Regions from separate parts of the Homo sapiens genome. Here region 2 is linked to region 1. Evidence: chromatin loops called from intact Hi-C (ENCODE). Cell type or tissue: mammary epithelial cell. All regions are shown on one strand.

Evidence for each region. Peaks named below come from ENCODE experiments on the same cell type or tissue, not always from the same donor. Only the 100,000 strongest peaks of a DNase experiment are listed, where the experiment ranks them.
Region 2: it touches region 1 in a loop (10-fold over the local background); 107 of 110 quality-filtered maps call a loop at or near these places.

The regions. Positions count from the first base shown.
Region 1 is chr9:137,226,584-137,229,083 of GRCh38, reverse strand. It overlaps RNF224 (ring finger protein 224), which reads right to left and starts at 1,582. Exons shown (of 3, transcript NM_001190228.2): 1 at 1,223-1,582; 2 at 743-932; 3 at 1-462. The coding sequence starts at 748. RefSeq lists enhancers at 654-1,279, 1,474-1,623, 1,413-1,913 and silencers at 1,304-1,373, 1,193-1,487. In mammary epithelial cell, a CTCF peak has its summit at 1,401 (motif pointing right); DNase peaks (open chromatin) are centred at 1,383, 1,693 and 2,243; H3K27ac peaks cover 1,031 bases.
Region 2 is chr9:137,117,479-137,119,978 of GRCh38, reverse strand. It overlaps LOC124902314 (a long non-coding RNA gene), which reads right to left. Exons shown (of 2, transcript XR_007061874.1): 2 at 2,201-2,500. It also overlaps a transcript of DPP7 not described here. Among named protein-coding and RNA genes, the nearest start is that of DPP7, 4.0 kb to the right of the region's middle. In mammary epithelial cell, a CTCF peak has its summit at 1,115 (motif pointing left); a DNase peak (open chromatin) is centred at 1,078.

The sequences.
Region 1 (2,500 bases):
GACCTCGGGGCTGCCTAGGGGTGGGCAGCAGAGGCTGCCACAGCCCCAGCAGCAGTATCTGGGCTGGGGGAAGTGGGGCTGGGGTCCCAGGGCAGGGCACAGCCCAGCTGGCTGCCGAGTGATGGCGCTGCCTTTGAGGGAGGTGAGGGGCAGGGGTTCTAGTCTTGCCGGCTCCCGCTCAGCCTTGACCGCCAGGAAAGCAGCCAGGTCCAGGTCTAGCATGGCCACCCCTCCGCGAGGCGTGGGCGTGCTCTGACGGCACTGCGGACAGGGGATCCAGCGCTGCTCGGGCGCCGGTGTGTCCAGCCGCCGCACACACGCCTGGCAGAAGGTGTGTCCACAGTAGAGGCGGCGGGGCAGGTGCCCGGAGAGGTCATAGGCCGAGCAGCAGATGATGCAGTCTGTCCTCTCCTCCGGGGGCCCCCCTCCTCCGAGGCCTGGGGGCCCTCCGGCTGCAGCATCCTGCCAGAGGGAAGCCAGCGGTGGACAGCCTGCCTCGAGGACCTTCCGCCTGGATGGGGTGCTGGCCCCAGGAGCCCACCCCAGAGGTCAGGCGCTGGGTCTGTGGGGGTGGTGCGTGCAGACCTGGGAGGGAGCGTGGCACCGGGCACAGGCAGAACCAGGGTCTGCACACTTCTGGTTCATGTGGGCACCAGCCGGGCAGCCTCCTGTTCCCGCAGCACCACCCTGGCCCAGCTCCAGGCCCCCACCCTCCTGGCCGACCTGAGCCCAGGCCTCTTACCTGCATGGGCTCTGCTGGGCAGCTATGCACAGCCACGGGGTGGCCGGAGAAGGGAGTGGGGGACCCAGGGCGCCCTGCGGCTCCCTCCTGGGTTGCATTACTGGCCTTGCACGGGAGTCAGGAGAGAGGCAGGTGGCCAGCTGTGGCGGGCGTGGGCTCCCGTTTCAGCCACAAAGCCTTGAAACTAGATCTAACGGCACCACCCACTTGCAAGAGATAAGGTGCCCCCCGCCCCCTGCCCACCCCCTCCTGTCCAGACCCAGCCAGCTTCTGCTAACACCTTATCCAGGCTGGCCTTGGGGTCCATTTCCCCACTCTTAGGGCTTCTCAGCACGCTCACACCCTTCGCCACACTCAAAACCTCCCTCACCTCTCCCCTCCCCCACCCTCCCCCTCCCCCTCCCCTCCCCTTCCCTCCGCTCCCTCACTCTTACCCTCTCCTTCCCTTAACCTCCCCTCCATACTGGAATGTTTTCCTGCCTTGGCCTCTGCTCACATCTCCTCCTCTAGGAAGCCTGCCAGGGTTCCCTCCTGGCTCAGAGCCTTCTGCAGACTTTGCCACTGTGCTTGTCTGTGGATCTGTGTGGCTTCTCAGCCTCACCTTGATGCCGGCTGGACGGCAGAGGGCTGCACCAGTCCACATGGACTCCAGGTGGCGCACCAGCTCCGTGTCTGGGGATCCCCGCTCCCAGCTCGGGACCCCAGACAGTGCCAGACGCCTCCTTGGTGGGCAGCTCCTGGCTGCTCTGCCCGTCTGCAGCCTCCAGGCCACCCTGGGAGGCCCAGGTTCCGGGAGGTATGATCAGTGTGTCCACACCAGACTGCAGGCAGAGCAGAGTTGAGGGACCAAGAAGGGTTGGGACAGGTGGGCAGGACCCCAGAACCACTCACAGCCCCGCTGGGTGGAAGCAAATGGCCCCTCCTCACCCCTGCCCACCTTCTTGGCAGTCTGCCCCCAGGACTGGTCAGACAAGTTCTCGTGGCTGGCCTGGGTGTGGTCACCCTCTGGTGGGGGCCAGCAACGGGGCAAGGCGGGGAGCCTGGCACGCTAAGTCCTGGCACAGGGTCAGGGCAGTGACCCATCTGTCCCACGCCTGGAGACCTCTGCATGCCACGCGCCTGCCCTGCCCTGCTGTGGAGCTGGTCACCATGCGTCAGGGAAGGGCTGGCATGGCGTGAGGACCCGTCTGTCCTGCGTGGCCAGCTCGGCTGCCACCTCCTCGCCTTGTCTCTGCCCTGCCCGGAACACCAGGGCGCCCCAAGCTGGCCTCAATGCTCACTCCCTGCCTGGCATCCTGGCTTACAGTGGTGAGGCAGTACCTGCGCAGAGCAGCCTAGCGCCTGGTGCTCAGCCCCAGAGAGGCCCCCACCCTGCTCAGCAGACCAGGAGACGGCCCAGCACCCACGGCCCCAGCCTCCTCCTGCCTCATCCTCAAGGCCTGGTCCAGGCCACCTCCTCCCGGAAGCCCAGGCCCCGAGGCAGGACAGGAGGTGTGCAGGAATTAGATATTTCCTGGGAAACTAGAAAAACATCCCAGCTGAGGTTGGGAGGTGAATCACCAGTGGGCAGGGCGTGGTCCTGGCTGTCTGGGCTCTCCTGTCCCAACCTTCCACTCCCTGAAACCTGCAGCACCTGCTGCACCCACCACCCTCTTGTCGACACGCTCCTTCTCTTGGAGGCCTTTCCTGGGGTCCCCCCAGTTCCATGCGCTGTATCCTCCTGCTGTCCGACCCATGGACTGACCCCAGCTCACAGTC
Region 2 (2,500 bases), 110 kb after region 1:
GCTAACATATATATATATATATATATATATTTGTATTTTTAGTAGAGACGGGGTTTCACTGTGTTAGCCAGGATGGTCTTGATCTCCTGACCTCGTGATCCACCCGCATCGGCCTCCCAAAGTGCTGGGATTACAGGCGTGAGCCACCATGCCCGGCCAATCCAGATGATTTTTAAAAATCATAAAACTCAACAAAAAACAACCCAATTCAAAAATGGGCGAAGGATTTGATAGGCATTTTTCCAAAGAAGACATACAAATGGCCAGTCAACACAGGGAAAATGTTCAACATCACTAATCGTTAGGGAGATGCAAATCAAAACCACAGGCTGGACATGGTGGCGCACGCCTGTAATCCCAGCACTTTGGGAGGCCAATGTGGGCGGATCATGAGGTCAGGAGATCAAGACCATCCTGTGTAGGGACCAGCCCTACAGGGTCAGTGGGTCTCGCCCCGTGTGTGGAGATGAGAGAGTGTAGAAATAAAGACAGAACACAAAGAGATAAAAGAAAAGACAGCTGGGCCAGGGGGACCACTACCACCAAGTCGCAGAGACCGGTAGTGGCCCCAAATGGCAGGCTGCACTGATATTTATTGGATACAAGACAAAGGAGCAGGGTAAAGAGTGTGAGCCATCTCCAGTCATAGGTAAGGCCATGTGGGTCATGTGTCCACTGAACGGGGGCCCTTCCCTGCCTGGCAGCCTAGGCAGAGAGAGGGAGAGGAGACAGAGAGAGAGACAGCTTACGCCATTATTTCTGCGTATCAGAGACTTTTAGTACTTTCACTAATTGACTACTGCTATCTAGAAGGCAGAGCCAGGTGTACAGGATGGAACATGAAGGTGGACTAGGAGTGTGACCACTGAAGCACAGCATCACAGGGAGACGGTTAGGCCTCCGGATAACTGCGGGCGGGTCTGACTGATGTCAGGCCCTCCACAAGAGGTGGAGGAGCAGAGTCTTCTCTAAACTCCCCAGGGGAAAGGGAAACTCCCTTTCCCTGTCTGCTAAGTAGCAGGTGTTTTCCCTTGACACTGACGCTACTGCTAGACCATGGTCTGCTTGGCAACAGGTGTCTTCCCAGATGCTGGCATCACCGCTACACCAAGGAGCCCTCTGGTGGCCCTGTCCTGGCATAACAGAAGGCTCGCACTCTTGTCTTCTGGTCACTCCTCACTATGTCCCCTCAGCTCCTATCTCTGTATGGCCTGGTTTTTCCTAGGTTATGATTGTAGAGTGAGGATTATTATAATATTGGAATAAAGAATAAGTACTACTAATGATTAATTATATTCATATATAATCATATCTAAGATCTATATCTGGTATAACTATTCTTGTTTTATATTTTATTATACTGGAACAGCTCATGTCCTCGGTCTCTTGCCTTGGCACCTGAGTGGCTTGCCACCCACAATCCTGACTAACACAGTGAAACCCCGTGTCTACTAAAAATACAAAAATTAGCCAGGCATGTGGATGTGCGCCTGTAATCCCAGCTACTCAGGAGGCTGAGGCAGGAGAATTGCTTGAACCCGGGAGGTGGAGCTTGCAGTGAGCTGAGATTGCGCCATTGCACTCCAGCTTGGGCAACAGAGCGAGACTGTCTCAAAAAAAAAAAAAAAAAAAAAAAAAGCAGGCATTTCACAGCCATGTTCATCGCATCAATATTCACAATGGCTAAAACAGGCCGGGTGTGGTGGCTCACGCCTGTAATCCCAGCGCTTTGGGAGGCTGAGGCTGACAGATCATCTGAGGTCAGGAGTTCAAGACCAGCCTGGCCAACATGCTGAAAACCTGTCTCTACTAAAAATGCAAAATTTAGCCAGGCGTGGTGGTGGGTGCCTGTAATCTCAGCTACTCCGGAGGCTGAGACAGGAGAATGGCCTGGACCCAGGAGGCGGAAGTTGCAGTAAGCCGAGATCGTGTCACTTCACTCCAGCCTGGACAACAGAGTGAGACTCTGTCTCGAAAAAAAAAAAGGACAAAATGCTGTAGGATTCCACTGATATGACGTACCTGGAGTCAGCAGAGCCACAGAGACAGATGGTAGAATGGTGAGTGCCAGGGGCTGGGGTCCATTGTTTAATGGCTACAGTTTCTACTGGGGGTGATGAGATAGTGGAAAATAGTGATGACGGTGCACAGCGTTGTGAAGGCAGGAATGTACCTAATGCCACCAAATTTCACACGCGGAAGTGGTTAAGTGGTCAATTTTATATTATGTATAATTCAGCACACAGACCAGCACGGCCCCAAGTGCGGATGCAGTAGGTCACGGCCAGCCGCCCGCCGATAGCCTTTCAGTCTGAGGGACAGCACAGACGTGATGTGTGGCCGGGCATGGCCCCCAGTCTGTGAGCCATAGAGGGTGGGACTGGGTGTCCCAGCAGGAATCGGGGTGTGGAGGAGCTGCCTAGATGGTCTGGAGAGGGCAGATGGACCTCGAGGGGAGGGTTTGGGCTCAGCAGCCTCTCACCCTTGCTGGCCAGGCTCC